Linked DNA regions of Homo sapiens: region 2 is linked to region 1. Evidence: read pairs that join two places in POLR2A ChIA-PET (ENCODE). Cell type or tissue: A673. All regions are shown on one strand. Links, peaks and the distances in the headings refer to the core of each region. The heading gives the core; the rest is flanking DNA. Region 1 overlaps BMPER (BMP binding endothelial regulator). Region 2 overlaps BMPER (BMP binding endothelial regulator).

What was found. Peaks named below come from ENCODE experiments on the same cell type or tissue, not always from the same donor. Only the 100,000 strongest peaks of a DNase experiment are listed, where the experiment ranks them.
Region 2: POLR2A ChIA-PET joins it to region 1 with 5 read pairs; 2 of 35 experiments call an interaction of 5 or more read pairs at or near these places.

The regions. Positions count from the first base shown.
Region 1 is chr7:34,052,646-34,061,349 of GRCh38, reverse strand. BMPER (BMP binding endothelial regulator) reads right to left here. Exons shown (of 15, transcript NM_001365308.1): 9 at 6,047-6,187; 10 at 3,187-3,291. Among named protein-coding and RNA genes, the nearest start is that of BMPER, 150 kb to the right of the region's middle. RefSeq lists enhancers at 1,384-2,292, 951-3,000. In A673, for the core only: no CTCF peak of the experiment used is centred there; DNase peaks (open chromatin) are centred at 1,709 and 2,119; H3K4me3 peaks cover 254 bases; H3K27ac peaks cover 3,164 bases.
Region 2 is chr7:34,152,034-34,160,737 of GRCh38, reverse strand. BMPER (BMP binding endothelial regulator) reads right to left here. Exons shown (of 15, transcript NM_001365308.1): 15 at 4,311-7,646. The coding sequence ends at 7,465. Among named protein-coding and RNA genes, the nearest start is that of BMPER, 250 kb to the right of the region's middle. In A673, for the core only: no CTCF peak of the experiment used is centred there; a DNase peak (open chromatin) is centred at 5,287; H3K27ac peaks cover 1,553 bases.

The sequences.
Region 1 (8,704 bases), core at 1,257-6,256:
CATTGCACAACTTTTGAGTTTTTTAATGCATGACATTTAAAGGAGGTGACGTATTCTCAGGACTCATATCAGAAAATCAGTTGTCTTATCTCTGACTCAGTGGTTAATCAAAGAGAAAAAGAAATGTAGAAGAAGTTTAACATTTAGGGAGCACTTGCTATATAACAAATATCTTATTCGATATTTTACTTATGTGATAACATTGGGTTAGTGATAAGGATTTAATACTTATGACCTATTAAGATTTAATGAACATTAGAGATTTTATAATCACTGTTATTAAGATGCACAAGAACCTTATGAGCTGAGTATTTCCCTTTTTATAGGTGAAGAAATTGAGGTCATGCAACACAAGAGTAGTAGAACCAAAAATCAAACCTAATTTTGTCTGACCCTAAAGGACATTTTCTTCCCACTGCAGTTTTGTCCTCTTGAGTCCTTTCTCTTGAATATAATTTAATATTTATTATCTGCTATACACTAGACTGAGTGCTATGCATTCCTCATACTTTATCATTTAAATTTCACAATAACCCTCCACATGCAGTTGTCCTTATCCCCTGTTTACAGGGAACTAAGGAAACAGAGACCATGGAGAGGTTGCCAAGGCTCATGTCAAAGCCACATGGCTCACACACTGCTCATTCACTCACTCACTACTGGTCATTTCCATCAAGAGTAGGCTTAAGTACTCAAAAAGAAAGAATCAGATTGACTTAAAGGATTCTGGTTAATTATTGAAGATCTTTAATCAGGTCTGATTTGTTTTTGCATCAGCTAGGCCTAAATGATACATTAAAGGCTTTGACAACTTTGAGTGAGACTTAAAACTCAGCCCCAGCCAGTCATCCCATAGTGTGGGGGCATCACAACATATTTTCATTGCCTAGAGCTCTGCTGTCAATTGCAATTTGGCACAGGGGTCTCTTTTGGTTTCTCAAGACTGAAAGCAGTTGCAGATGAAGCCAAATGAGGTCAGCTCAGGCCCAGGGAATGACGGCCCCAAGAGGATTAAGGTGCTTTATCCCAATGCAGCAGAGCCACCTTAAAGCCAAGACTCCAAACAAATGTGACTACGATTCCCTACATCCACATCTCGGTGGAAACTTCCATCTCTCGTCTTCAGAAAATGAAAGTGGCAGTGATGATATCACTAAATTAGATGGGGGAATAAATCAGGTACAAGCTGTAAAGTCAGAGCACCTGTGTAATATGCAATTAGCCGTAAGACTCTGGTCATGCTGCAGGCTCTTCCATAAGCAGGGTCTAGAAATACCACCCACCTCAGAGGGGTGATGTTAGCATTAAATGAGATTAGTGTTGTCACTATAAAATCTCAGTACGTATTAGAGATGGAGAGATGACAGTGTCCTGATGACCCAGTCCCCACTTCAGCCCTCATAGCCCTTCTCACAAATGGCACTCCTTTGCCTCTGGGGGAGTTGCAGGATGGGGGAGGAGAGGCAGGATTGACAAGGAATCCAATCATAAAACCCTTCTTCCACAAGAAACATTTACATCTGGAAAAAGAGAATATGCAGTAGCCAGGAAAGACAGAGCAGGGAATACAAGCTCCTCCTCTCTATCTCTTTTTTTTTTTTTTTTCCAAAATTTCCCCAGGCAATGTAGGGGAGGGGAAGTAAGTTTTTAACAAGATTTCCATGGTAGATAGAGCTGAGTTATCTTCCAAAGACCTCCTGCTGGCCCCCGAGAAGGGAAAGTGTGAACTGGAGGAGTGGTTGGAAGGAAGCCTAGAAACAGAAAGGTGGCCCCTGAGGCCGGGGCCTTGGCAGGGGCACCAACAAGCTTTGACAAGGCGTGGAGGGGGTGGGTGGGGCAGGGAAAGGCCTCTGCTTGGAGGAATGGATGCCCCTGGCCCAAATGTGGTCCACAATGATGAAAGGCTAATGAGACACCAGTGACATAAAGAACGTTGACCTCCCCCCACCATCCCCTCCCCCAGCAAGAGCACAATGAAAACTATCAATCCAGCTACAAGTGGCAGAATTCAAGTGAAGCTGGAAACTCCACGGCGGCCTGCTGAGGCTAGTTACTTGAGCCACCAGGTTGGCACAGCATCCTGTTTTTGTCTTGTAGAATAAGGAAGCCCATTATTACTAACATGTGCTGCAAGAGTTCATTAGCAGCGAGGGTTCCCGGAGGACTGGCATAATGATGTGATCCCATTTTTCCCAATGAATATTTATAAGCAGACCATGTTCAAGTCTACTTATTGTATCTTCTTTTTTTTTCTTTTATGGGAGGCTTTCAGTTTTATGTCTGAGGCTTTTTAAAGCAAGACTAATTAGGGTTTTTTTTTTTCTTTTTTTCCTCTCCTCTTTATTCAGTTGTGCAATAGCAACAGCTGTTGTTTTTTGTGCCTCATTTGGCAGTCAAGTAAAAACAGCAACTTTTGTTTATAATAATAACAGATGTGAATAAAATTAAAAGCTGTCTATAACAGAGAAGGGAGGACATGTCCTGAATATATGGATATATTTTTTCATTCACGGGAAGGTGTTGAATAGGTTTGACACCTTCCCAAAATGTATAAAACTTTAAAAGGTTTCAAGTTGCTGAGGTGAATTCAATGAACCTCATGCTTTAGAAGATAATGGTTGCTTTATTCAGTGTGCTGGAGCTATGAGTTTTTGAAAAGAGATATTTCCATAAGGATGCTATTTCCATTTGGGGCTACAATGGAGGCCAGGATTAGAGAGAGAAAACTTCAGCAAAGAAATCGGGGATGCCGTGAGGCAGGAGAAACCCCTTGGGGAAGTATTAATAAATAAACCACATATTACTTTGAATGGCTATAAGAGGAAAGCTCTGATTTGAGAAGGGAGAGAAAAGAGGAAAAGGCAAAAGACAGTTACGATGTTAAACAAAACCTGGCAAAAGAAAACAAAGAAAGAGATCTTGCAGGAGTTGGAGAAATTTTACAGAATGAATGGGAGATGTCAATAAGAAATCAGAATTGGGACAAGAGCAAAGCAGAGCTATTTTCATGCAAGGAAAAAATCTGCAAGAAGAATGAGCAAACTTTGCAAGAGGCATTTGACTAGTCAGGAATGTAGAGGCTTTGGGGGAGCTGGAGTCTGTGTTCGGAAGATGGCATGCGACTGTGCCACACACAGGACATTTCTCAAGACGCTAAGGTAAAGTCAATCTGTGTTCCAAACATACCTGTGGGCAGCTACTGATGGGAATGCACTGCTTATTGCGACACTCCGTCCTGCCTTTCACACAAGCACAGATGGTACAATTGATAGAGGACCACATCTCTCCATCCTACAAGAGAGGGCACAGGATCCTGTCAGCAGCTGGAGGCTGACAGGAGTTGAGGCAACAGACTGTAACCTCTCCATGGAGGAAAGCATTTCTTGCCCTGAGTGAGGGACGCCATCATTAGACTAAATGACTCAGGTGTCTGTCTACATCCAACTGATTTAAGATAAAGATTAGTGAAGATTTCAGATTGTGTGCAAGCATGTGTGTGTGTGTGTGTGTGTGTGTGTTCCCCCTCCTGGATATAAAAATAATTATTGTGTGTTTAACCAAGTCATATTTATGTCTTGTTGTCATGCATTGTTTACTTAGTTCCACCCTGGGGGAAAACCAAGCATGAATTTTCATACATGATACAATGACAGAAATCTAATTTTCCCGTTTGATAAGACTAAAATATTTAAGCTGTCCCAAGCACCAATAGTTAATTGAGATGTCCAGAGGTGGTTAATTACCAGATGTGCCATGGTTCTGGCCCATACAGGACATGCATAGAAGACAGGCTAATTCAAATGACTCCCAGTGCTCAGACAGACACTTGATGGGCAAGCCACTGAAAATGCAGAGCTCAGAGAGAAGACTCCAAGTGCCATGGATATCCTGTCCCTGCCTATCTAGTCCTCTCCTCTTAAAATGCAGGGCAGCATTTTGGGACACATTTCCTAGACTAGATCCTTGCTCAGACAGAAAGAGCTATTTGAGGAATTTCTTTCACTCATGAAAGGTATAATCTGTGAATGCCAAATACCACAAAAAGCCCTTGTACCTCTGGAGGACAGGCAGGGATGTGCATCCTTGCTTGTGGGTAAAAAAGATCACAGACAACAGAGTTGGGCTGAAAACAAAACAAGGATTCCTTCCTGAGCTTGCAGATCCAAGCAGCAGATTTTTGTTAAAAACAGAAACAGTTGAGATATTTGATGACTCCCCTGCCTCTTTCCCTTCCTGACTTTTTGAAGCTATTTTAAGGACTGTCTACCCTCTAGTGCCTTTCAAGAAAGACCTAACTGAATCTGCCTTAAAGGACACCTGACTGTTCCAAGTTCTCTGAGTACACATTTCTAGGAATCCAAGTCTCCGTGAATTATTTTAAGCCTCAGTCATTTAAAGGAACCGTTTTTACAAGGTGACTTACAAGTGTATTGCAGCCGGGCGCGGTGGCTCACGCCTGTAATCCCAGCACTTTGGGAGGCCACGGAGGGTGGACGACAAGGTCGGGAGTTCGAGATCAGCCTGACCAACATGGCAATATCCCATCTCTACTAAAAATACAAAAATTAGCCAGGCATGGTGGCATGCACCTGTAATCCCAGCTACTCAGGAGTCTGAGGCAGGAGAATCACTTGAACCCGGGAGGTGGAGGTTGCAGTGATCCAAGATCACACCACTGCACTCCAGCCTGGGCGACAGAGCGAGACTCCATCTAAAAAAAAAAAAAAAAAAAAGTGCATTGCACACAGCACCATGGTGAGAGTGAGAGTGAGGCTATTTCATCTGGGTGTTCTGGAGACAGAGGAGGAGGCGACTTTATATCAAGAGGACATATGAGCATCTCTGAAAGTCTGATGTAAACACAACACACATGCCTCCCCCTTCACTGGGCATGACACCTTATGTGTTTTTTTGTCCTCAGTTGTTTTCTCTTTTTTAATTTTTTTTATTTTATTTTTAGTTCTGGGGTACATGTGCAGGATGTGCATGTTTGTTACATAGGTAAACGTGTGCCATAGTGGTTTACTCCACCTATCAACCCATCACCTAGTTATTAAGCCCAGCATGCATTAGCCATCCTTTCTAATACTCTCCCTCCCTCCACCCTACCCCCCAACAGGCCCTAGTGTGTGTTGTTCCTCTCCCATGTCCACATGATCCCATCATTTGGCTCCCACTTATAAGTGAGACCATGCGACACTTCATGTCTTCTTACTATTCCATCAGAACCAAGACCTCTCCCTCCAACTACTTCAGTGTGATAGGAAGTGTGGCTCAGTGCAGCATGCCTGCAGAGCTACCACAACTGACTTGTTTATGTGGGTCTTGATTCTCATGGGTATCATGAGGTGACAGCTTCGGTAGAGAGTGATTTGACTCCTTCCACCCCTAGGGAAAATGGACTAGATAGGAGGTACTTTGGACAAAGCCAACCATCTTGCATTTTGAAGTTTAAATGGCCATTGCACTGTTTCCCACTTGGGGTCCTCAGAGAATAATGTAAAATACACCTGAGATTGGTAACAGATGGCCAAAAGACAACCTTTTCCATTCAGCTGGGCAGAGCTCTCTCACCTGGCTCAACTACATACACTATTAACATCCTTATCTGAATATCTTCCAAATGAGAAAATTTTTCTTTGCAAAGGTAGCTTTGTGAAAAACTTCTAAAAGCTTCAAGCTGTATAGATCCATCAGGATCTTGACAAGGATCATCACCTTGACAAATGTCATTGAGCATCTCCAACGAGATGAGGTACTCCTAGGTATTCAGGCAGGTTTTACAGGCTTAACATATTTCAGCAAAAATATAGTCAAGAAAAACATCTTTCAGACGGTTGATTCTCTGCCCCTATCTGCACTTGATTCTAACTATAAATGTATATATAATACTGTAATATAAATACATTCTATTAATATATGCACACATATACATTTGTATATGTATATAGAAATTATGGGATAACCCAATCTGCCTAGTGTCTGGAGCTTTTTAATTGTCAGCGTAGTAATACAGGAGTTCCCATGTGCTTGTCTCATGACATACCTGGAAAATCTTGTTGCCAAATTTGCATACTTTGATGTCTTCTGGGGGCACTCGTAGGAGGCACTCTTCACAACAGCCCTCCTGGCCTTGGTCACAGCCACCAGGGTGGGAGCACTTCCTCTTGCAAACCACAGTAGAGTCCTGGGGGCCCAAAGGCAAAATAGAAATTAAAAATGATTTTCGCCTCTACCAAACATCCTACCTGGCCTTCCTTTCATAACTCATAACTATCTGTGTCAAAGTCTGTAAGGTACCCTATTTTAATTTATTGCAATAAATCTTTCATTCACTTCAAATTGTGATTTGTTGATTAAGTATCTAGACTAGAATATCAGGGCACTGTGGAAACTATGGCACGTAACCCCTACCTCCCAAGGATTTATGATTTCACGTTCCAGAGACTGATGAGCCCACTCCACCAGCATGTGGCAAGACCGCCCAGCTCCCCACGAACCACCAGTTTCCTTCTTCCTGCCCTCTACCTCTTTGCAACCTGCACTAATAGTGCTCTCTTGGGTCTCCTCCACGGCTTTATGCCACCTTTTGGAACTTAACGTAAAGGCATGATATCTTTGGTCAGAGGGTAAAAGTTAAGAGCAAAGGCACCACCTCAGGACAAGATTCCTCAAGTGTGTTCTGTGCTCACCAAGGGACTGAACCAACAGTTTCAAAACTGGACCTGGGTTCCAGAGCTCTAATGTAGTGGAGTGACTTTGACCAGGCCACTTACCCACTGAAGGTGAAGAGTTTGTATCATCTGTAAGTTAAAGAAGTGTGATTTGATTTCAAAAAAAAGTGCTCTTCTGCCTATTGTTTCTCAGGTTTACTGTGCCTCTTAAATGTAAAATACCTGGCACATAGAAATTATTATAAACCAACTTCAATTGGAAAAAAAAATCCTTTGTCAAACTGCATATCTTGATTTCTTGTTTAAAAACAAGGGCACTCCCTAGCTCTCAAACAATGCATATTTCACCGTAGATCTCCCTGCTTTCATTGTGTATGTGTGTGTATGTGTGTGTGGAGAGAGAGAGCGTGCTTTATGTACATATCATTAGACTGTGGTGCCTAGCACTATGTTAAGCAATGAGAATACAAATACAGAGATGGATAAATGTACTTCTGTCCTCAAGGAGTTCTTCGCAATGTAAGAAGGGAGGTAAATGTGTAATCAAGCAAATTGCAATTATAATGTGGTAAACAGAACTAGCAAAGGTGTAAAGATAGCAAAGACAAGGGAAAGTTACCTATCCAGGTAAGTCAGGAAAGCCTCTCAGGTTGAATGACACCTGAGATAGGCTGTTGTGGATGAAGAAGCATCTGCTAATCAAATTTAAAGATGGTAATAACATTGCTGGTAGATAAATTGTCCAATTTGAAGGCACAGAGATCTGAAACCATCCTGCATGCAGAAAACTACAATTGACACTTGAGCAACATGGATTTGAACTGCATGGGTCCACTTACACTCAGAAATTTTTTCAATAGAAGTTACATCAAGTGTGCCTGCCTTTCCTGCCTCCCCTTCCACTTCCTCTGCCTCTTCTACCCCTGAGACAAGACCAACCCCTCCTCCTCTTCGGCTTACTCAATGTAAAGAAGATGAAGAGCTTTATGATAATCAACTTCCACTTATTAAATAGTGAATATATTTTCTCTTCCTTATGATTTTTTAAATAACATTTTCTTTTCTCTAGCTTACTTCATTATAAGAATACAGTATGTAATACATAGAACATACAAAATATGTGTTAATTGACTGTTTATATGATTGGTAAGGCTTTCAGTCAACAGTAGGCTATTAGTTAAGTCTATAAGGAGTCAAAAATTAGACATGGATTTTCAACGGTACAGGGAATCAATGCCCCGGCACCCACACTGTCGAAGAGCCAACTGTATTAAATCACATTCAACAGGTTCCTGCACCTGCCATGGAAATCATAAGAAACACTGGATGGGGATGCTAGAAAGGGAAGCTCAAAGCAGACAGAAAATAATACTGATTACTCAAAATGATTGCAGCTTGATTTTTCAAGCATTTAATATCCCCAAGATGACTGTGAATTCATACTCTAGTAAAACACCCTTTTGGAGGAAGAGTATTAATTATACTTCCTGCTACGCACAGAGACGTATTACCTAATCATCTCTCAAGGAACCCATGAACCCAAAGCACGGCAAGCATAACTAAATCCCATTCATGGGATGCCAGGCTTTCCTGTGAGCAAGAGAATTGGGAGTGTGATATGTTTCATCAAAGGCTCAGTATCCCCAAGAGGAAGCTATCTCCTGCGAAATTCTTAGTGGAGAGGAAAAGTCCTGAGGATGAAGGCCAAGGCAAGAAGCGGGTGCTATACATTTAGCATAGGATAACACAAACCATGGGAGGAGGAAAAAGCTTCGGTAAAGTATTCTCAGGCTTAGGAATTACTCCATGTTTGGTGTTCAAGGGAACGGACAGTTCAGCCCTTAACCAACCACCCGCTGAAGTGGTGCATGCTACTGAACAAAGCATGTAATCAAGAACTACTGAGCTCTAATCCCAGCTATTGACTCATAGCTGATATTGAGTAGAGCTCCCCTCTTTCCCTCTCCCGACCTTTAACTATTAAAAACAAACAACAACAACCATCACCACCAAAGTGTATTCTAAACTTG
Region 2 (8,704 bases), core at 2,276-7,275, 98 kb before region 1:
ACACCCACACCCATGGGCTGTGGAGGCCTGCCTGGAGCACCTGCTCACTGCCCAAGGTCCAGGCATCAGTCAGAGTCCAGCTCTCACCATCCCCAACATCCAGCCAGCCCATGCACTTAGAAGGCTGGGCCATCTGGAAATCTGCCTCCATCACAACAGGCTAGACATTTGGATGACAGATCACAGCTTTGATGAAGCTCAGTGGCTGCTTTTAACAAGAGCAACTTGTTGCCATGTGTCACAAAGGCACATTCCTGAAAACAATGTGGGTTAGACCAGGCAGTTCATAGGATGAGTCTTGGAACTGGATTTTATTTCCTTCCAGTTGTTCGGAGGTGACATAGATAAAGCCACAACTGCATGACTCTTGTGTGAAGCAGCTCCTCTCAGACTGTGATGCAAAAATATCTCTGTGGTTGTATCTGATGCATCTTTGCTGTTTGCCTCACAGTCTCTCCCTGTCTCCTACTGGGCCTCTTATTTCATAGTAAAAAGAGTTGTGTACTTAGGCTCGGAGCCTAACAAATGAACGATGCAAGAAACAAATGAAGTTGCAAGCATTACTGCTATAAAGATAACACATGTTAAGTGATGTGGGGTTGATAATATTCATACACATTATTTAGGCAAACATTTCAATACACTCGCTCTCACAAAACAGTCAAATTGGCCTAATGATATGAACAATAAGTCATGGAACCGATTTCAAGAAAAACAAATTTTGCTTTGCAAAATCGCATTCAGAATATATGCACTGGAAACCTACTTATAAAAAAAGTAGCTTGTAAAAATAATTTACAATTATTAAGTGAAATTAGATAGAATTTGAATCCAATAAAACAAGATTTCCAAAATTTTTGAAAACAATTATTTTACCAAGATTTTTATGATAAAAAATTAAAATGTGCACCATATTGTTCTTTGACATTTTTACAGTTTTTCCCCCTACTTAAAACCAAAGGAAATAAATAACAGATTTGGAAATAATTTCATTTGTATGGAAAATGCCTTCTCTTCTTTGCTGACCTTTCCCAAAGAAGAGGGAGAAACTGATGAATCCACTCTGACCCTCCGGAGCAGTCCAGGCACAGCAAACACCTCCCAGCTCAGCTGGACGTTCTGGTTCCACCGGGAGGCTTTTCTAGCTGCCATCTTTATTTTCTTTAACCAAAGCAACCCAACCATTCTATGGCCTGAACCTCCATGACAAAGCAAAGAAAGGGTGAGGCAATCCTGCTCTGAGTTACTGTGCTCTCAACAGGCAAGTCAACCCTGGTTTGGGGTCTAAATTCTCCTGCCAGGGCCTGGTGGAGTCGGGTGTCTTTGCATGTTCACAGATCATCAGAAAAATTCTTTCAAATACATCTCAGAAAATCACAGGATCAGGACAGTGTGTGGATCATCATGGAAATGACATTGCTTAGGCTGCATTGCTTTGACTATGAAAGCAGATATTCCTCAAGCATCACCCCATAAAACAGAATGGAGAATGCTTTTCAGTGCGATCAAGCCAGTTGTCCTGTGTTCCCTCTAAGGTTCCTGGGGTGTGTCTGGAATGGTAGATGCTGTGGATAAACCTGAATCTTCTCTTCTCCTTCCAGCTTTCATTTTCTTCTGACTGCCTGTTTGTTCTCAGAAATAGTGAAGTGAGCAAATAAGTTTAGGAAGACAGAATCCCCCTGGCCTGACTGTCTTCAAGAGCAAAATGGGAATTCATACCGAGTAGAGAGGGCCCTTTGAACCACCTTCTTCACGGAAGTGCCCACAAGGGGTCAGACCGGAACGCATTGCAGGCTCACGTTGTCACAAGGCAGCCTGCTGGCATGGAGGGAACCCAGCCAGTCTGCTGCCTCCTTCTCCTCCCCAGTGCCCCCCTAACCACTGGAGCCAGAAGGAGCTGTTCAGGATCTGATTCTTTAACTTACATATAGGAACGTGGTGAAAATGACAATATAATAAATGGTATTTACGCTCTTGGAGCCAAGGTGAATCTTTTTCATCACTACAAACATTTCCTTAAGCCCCAAATTTCACAGCTGAAGAAACTTCTCAGGGGAATAACTTAGTTAGCCAAGTTCCCGTTGGAAGAAGCAGAGAAGTAGCTTATGTAAGTTTTTAAGGCCTAAGCTAGGTTATGACACAAAGTGGCTAGAACATGACAGAATTGTTCCAACAGAACTCCGGGCAAGCTGTGTTTCCTGGCGTTTTACTCATAGGTGTCACCCGAGCTGGCGACACTAGCAGGACCAGCTGTTTAGACTCTAAGCCTCCTCTATCCATCAGCCTACAGTCAAGCAAGTCAACAAAAGCAGTGGTGAAATGTATTTACCTTGGAACAGTTCTGTTAAAGCAACCAATGCCTGTCTTCATGCAGTGGAAGACTGAAGGTCAGAAAGAACGCTCTTGTTAGCAGCCTCTTCCTTCCCTTCCCTCTCTAGATGCTCAAAAGACAGATGAAGGAAACACAAACACAGCCTGGTGCAGGAGGCAAGGTGTCTTATAACAAAATGCCTCAAGCCCTACTTGTGTGGATCCCACTAGAAACCAAGGGAAGCCTGAAAAAGCCTCCCAGGGTGTGTAAGTTGCATTGTCACAGCTCAAAAAAGTTCTGTGAATCTGTTACACCTCAGCAGAACCCAAAGCCTGTTGTTCCCTGCACACCCACACTGCCTGTTTGTCTCTCTCCTTATCTACTTAGTTACCTGTTCTTTAAATGCCCAGACTACTCCACTCCTGAAAATTCACACACACACACACACACACACACACACATGCACACACACACACATAGACACACACACACATCTTTGCAAAGGTAAAGGCTACTTAGTCCTCTACCAAGACTCATCTCAGTAGTCACTTTCTCTGGCACTCTTGACACTCTCCCAAACAGAAAACCTCAAATGGGGCTTCCTGAGGCTCCCACGGCCAGTGGTATGGCCCTCTGGTTCGTACCACAAGCCATTCATCCTGCACCGTGACTGTCTGCGGAAGGACCATGTCTTAAACCTAATGTTCAGAATGTCTGTTGAATTAAAGCAAATACAGCTTAGCAGAAAACACTTTGATTGACAGTAGAAATTCTTGTAGATATATTCCCTTGTCAGTGTTCCTTCTGTGGGAAATTGGCACCATCATCGCCACCCAGTTACTCAAGCCAGAGACTGGCCTATCCACCATCCAATCTGTCACAAACTTCTCCCCTTTTTACTTCCTACCTCGTGGTCTTGGGGTTTATCATCTCTCACCTGGACTATCTCAGGGGACTCCCACCTAGTCTTTTGACTGGAAATCCACTTTCATTGCAGTCACTGATCTCACTGAAACAAAGGCCTGGCTGGTCACATCACTCTGTTGCTTAACACCACTCATAGCTGGAGCAGACCTACCCATCTGGTGCCTCAGCCCACCAGGGAGCCATGTGGAGAATGTGTGATGGAGATTTTGGCACCTCCTCCACTCTCAAGGCAGTTGGACAGGACCTAAGATTCCCCAGATGTGACATCTAGCTCCAAGCACCTCAGTCTATTTAGCCCAGTACCTAGACAGATGCGACCTAGTCATGTGACATGACAAGGAGCTAAGACCCCAGCCCCCTAAGACCCCACTCCCACCTCCCAGCCACATCTCACACCTACAAGCTTCACCCTTGCCCTTCAGCCTGCACCTTTTATGGTGCAGCCCCAGGTATGCAGCTATTTGTTACCAGGAGATTTGCTCTCCCTCTACCTGAAACACCTTCCTACTTTTCAAGTTTCTCTAAATATAAATTTCTCATCCTTTTCCACCACATTGACCTTTTCCAAGCTAGCTTGCTCAAATTAATCTGAAAGGGGACCATAATAAAAATGGATCTGATGCATGTTCATGTCATTCAACTGGTTTAAATAAATCCAGTGTAGCAACATGATTGTAAAGCCAGAAAGAGCCCCTTAAAGAAATGAATGTCCGGGTTCTTAACTCAACGTCAGAATAATCATCAGCATTTGCTCCTTTTCCCTGTTGTTTCCTTCTGGCCCACTTGAAACTTGTCATTTTTCAGAATTAAAATCTCAAGTTTTGCAAAGCTTGTACTCCAGGATGTAGAATCAGAGATTATTTTTGCTTGCTCCTGAGAGTTATGTTTGGAGGAGATCGCTAATTAAAATACCTTGGCGCCTATCCCTGAAGGCAGTCTCCTCCTCCCACTCCAAGAGCTTTCCAGCTCATGTCCTTGTTACTTGTCAGATCCAGATGAATGTGAAGACAAAGAGTGGCAAAGTGAAGAGAAATGCAGTCAGGCTCAAACTGAACAAATCCACAAACAGCTGTGCAACCATGAGACAGCATTTATTAGGTTTTATTTATTGATTCAAGAAAAATTTATTGACTACTTACCAGGTTATGTTTCTTAATTAGGGTAATGTAGTCATGGATGTTTGCAACATTTTTCTCTATGCCTTTTTGTGTGTCTGAAATATCTCATAAAAAGGAAGAGTTTTCCAGTTGAAATGGTTTATCCGTGTTTCAGTGAAAGCTGGGAGAAGCTAGTCAACCTCCTGGGTCTTTCTCGTTCTTATTGAAAGATGCCCTCTTACAGGACGGTCTGATGGTCAGGAAGCAGTCAACGAGTTAAGATGAGTGAGGCCTTCAACCTGAAGAGTTAGTGATTCTTAGTGTACCACAGTTTTAACAAAAATTGCTCTTGTCGATGCCAAAGAGATATCTTTTCTTCCCAGCTAAAAAATTTTAGGTCAGGACCCTCAAATATTCCTATTTACAGAGGGAGAGAAGAAAGAACTTAGTTTTACTGAGTACCAACAATGGGCAATTAGAATCATAATTATGCTTGTTCTTCATTGAGGGTGCTTGTTTCTCATCAAATTCAATATTCATAGAACATTTTTATTTCAAGTCATCTCACTCTGCAAGAGCTTAGTTGAAGAACCAATTGAAAACATCCCATGTGAATGAAACAGGACTGCTCTCATTGAAGCACTTGGTAAATCCTCATTGTGCCCAATCATTAGACTAAGCCATTGCTCAGCTGTAGCCTGTGGCCTAAAAAAGAATATGCAGGCCAACCATTCAGCTGATTTCCTCACCCTCTCCCATCAGAGATGGCTCTTTGAATTAGTAAACCCAAGTAATTTTCTGTCCTCTCTGCCCTCCCTTTCTTCTTCAATTAGAAATGAGAAAAATGTACAGAGATTAAGCTAATCCCCAGCTAAAGGAATGCCACACAAACTTGTAATCAACCCACCCAAGATGATGAAACCGGCTCATGCAGAAGAGCTTTCATCATTCACCCATCCTGGCTGCCATGATTAAGTGTTGGGAAAGAGGCCGGTTAGCCTCATGGGGAGAATAACTCAGTCCTTGGATGAATCATGAGCTATAAATAACCATCCACAATTCTCCCTTCTCCATCATTTCCCTTATGCTGCCCTCTTTCAAAGATGAGAACCAACAGTGAACTGAAAAGGGATTTAAAGCTAATCTTAAGGAATCTGTTCGTTTTACAGAAGGTAGGAACCACCAGGCAACGTCAACTGATTTTCCCTACCCCTCCTGTCAGGGCAGAGCAGGGAATCAATGAGATTACAAGTAGGAAAGTATTTGCAAACCCTCAGTGCCTCCCATTACTGCCCAAAGTCTCCTAGCCTGTTAGTGGCAGGGGTCTAGTTTTCCCGATTCTCAACCCTGCTCACTATACTACATGGCCTCTTTGTGTTACAGATAAGCAAAAGTGAGACCCCCAAATGCTTAAATAATGGGGATAGTCACAAACCACACTTAGATCCCAAAGCACCTAAGTCAAAGTCTTCTTTCCAAGGGCAGCATTGAAACAATGACCTGACTACCTCAGGCTGCAGATACGAGGGTGATTAGTATCCAAACACAGGAATGAAAAAAAACACAAAGGCCCAGTGCCCCCAGCCAGTCACTATTACGCCCTGCACTTTATTCAGTTAATTCAAACAACTAGGGATTTTCCAGTCAAAAAAAAAAAAAAAAATTCCAAGTTAATACTTTAGCTGTCATGAATGTAAAAGAAACATAAATGTCTTTGACGAGCATTGGCAATATGCTGGCTTGTCAAAAACGTGGGTTTGCTTTTGTCTATTAATAATAGTCTTTATATATACTGTTGTAAGATACAAAAATTATAACTAAATACAGCTGTTAAAATTTAATGAATCTGAAGTTGATACAACTAATTGTAAAGTATAACACAGGACATCTTGAGAGAGAAAATGCATTGTTTTACATCTTAAGCCCTTTATTGACTACAATGCAGAACATTTTATTTTAAGACACAGTGGGTTTTGTTTTTGTTGATGTTTTCACCAATTCAACTGAAGACGAAAGTCAAGACAATCAAATGGTAACTAGTAGCAGCCTATCAGTAAATGAGGGCAAGTATAGAGACTGTTCTTTGGACTGAGGTTAAATCAATTAGTCAATAAAGGCTTTTCCACTGTCTAATAATTATAACATATTAACAGTCGCCAAATAGTGTTGGATGGGACTCCTCTAGAAATAACTAAAGCCTTTCATTTTATACATGAAATAGCCACAAAATGTAGATGGGTTACATCAACTCATTGGATTTGCCCATCTTAAATTACTCTGAGATTCAGAGAAATCAAAATTTCATCATATGTTGTGCAACAGTTTCTTCAAATACTTTCTCATGCTCAATAAAATTAACATGGCATCCAGACACCCTTTAATTTCAACACATGACATATAAATGGTCACATCCATCATACACACATAGATGATTAGAAGACTTGAGGACTACGCAAGGATGGCAAGAAATCACTTGATTCTTCGGTTATGCCCTAGTGACAAATATATATTTCTTGGCAACCAGCCAATCAATTTTGGAAATAATGTTAGCCCATGACCTAATACATTCTAACAGCCTATCACTCGCTTTTCATGCACCATTAGGGCCGGTCACCAATCTCCTGCTGTCTTTCCCAGGCATACATTCCTTTCTTTGGAAACCTGAAATGCCCCTAGATAAATGTGCCCTTCTCCAGAGAAACACATTTCCCACTCCATTACAAATCCTGACTCAAAACTAAAATTAATACAGGCAGGCAATTGAGGGCTCTTAGAAAACTTCCTTAAAAATGACAAATGTATGTGATGTTAACACTATCCAATGTATCTGCATGCCACCTTATTAAATTAAAAACACCTGGTGTATTTATACAACATGTTCAATGGCTTACAGGTTAGGATCCTAGAAACAATACATGTCTTATAGCAAAAAATATACATATAATAATCCCCCTATAGTTCATATAAATGATGCAATGTTTTTGAATATATCTATATATATATACACATATATACTCTGTGTGTGTGTGTTTACAGAATCGGGCACACAAATACTGCAGTCCTTCATTGGCTCTTCCGCTTCAGTGTCAAAGTCACCAGATTTCAGAGTCTTAAGGATCGAAACAAAGGTCACCGCTGGGGACAAAGGACTGGCTTGATGCACCTTCCCTTGTGAAGGACCAAGTTTGCTGGACAGTGGCACCCAGCAACGCACGGCTTGTTGCATGGACCAATTTCATTCCAGTTGTCACACGTCTTGATACATCCCGGACCACAGGTATCGTACACAGCACCATGCTTACACTGGGTGGCTGAAAAAGAGAAGGAGACAAAGGCATAACATGGAGAAAGGCCCCATTAATTCACCCTCAGCCAGATGCCGTTCTTGCAGGCTCATGACACTTCATGGACGTTTCCATAGCTCAGGATCACATTTGCATTTTAACAAGAGAATGACAAACACCCAACATTCTTCAAACACTCTGGGAATCAGCTACATCTATAAAAACAAATGCAGGTAGATCTGAACAAGAATTTATCTTATTCTTAGATAAGATAAACTATAAATGTGTAAGCCTATAGGAAAATCTTTAAGGCTATTTAGTTATTGTACAAATAACTAAATAGTATAAAACATCTGCTGCAAATAGTCCTTTCAGCTATTGAGCTGTGATGAATAGGAATATTTTGTGCAACTACATCAATATTCAAATATATGAAATTACCCACAGAGAAAAAACCTACCAAGGATATTGGGAATGTGTGACATATTTTAATCAATGTAATCGTGTGTTAAATTAATAAATTTAAGGCATGTTGGAGCAAGACTGGGGTAAGCCAAATAGAGAAAAGTCAGATATGTGACTGCAGGGAGGACAGCAGCTGGCTGGGTCAAACAATATAAAAATGATGATGTTGCCACGTCACAGCCAATTTACTATCTTTATTGACTTAGAGGCAAAGTGATTTTCACAAAATTATGAGAGATCCTGAAAATTCATGACTAGACTTGTCAGAAAAAAATAATGCAAACATTCTGGAAGTTTTCTGACACACAGCCTTTTCCATCTGAGTTACATCCAGTGACAGTTGAAGGGGCCGCCCCTCATTCCTCAAGAATAGGAATGTTGACACAAGTAGGAATTTAGATCAGGGACCCTCCAAGAACACCAATAACAATTCCATCTTCATTTAAAGTTCCTTTAAACAAAAGTAATAACAATGGAAGACATTCTCAGCTTCAATGCCTCTATTGTTTATGCTGTTTGCAGAATAATACCTGGTAAGGAATCGTGTAATTGTAAAATTTAAAGATAGAACTGGTTTGCCAGCAAACGGGCCTCAATTTGAGTCTTTCAAGTTATGCATT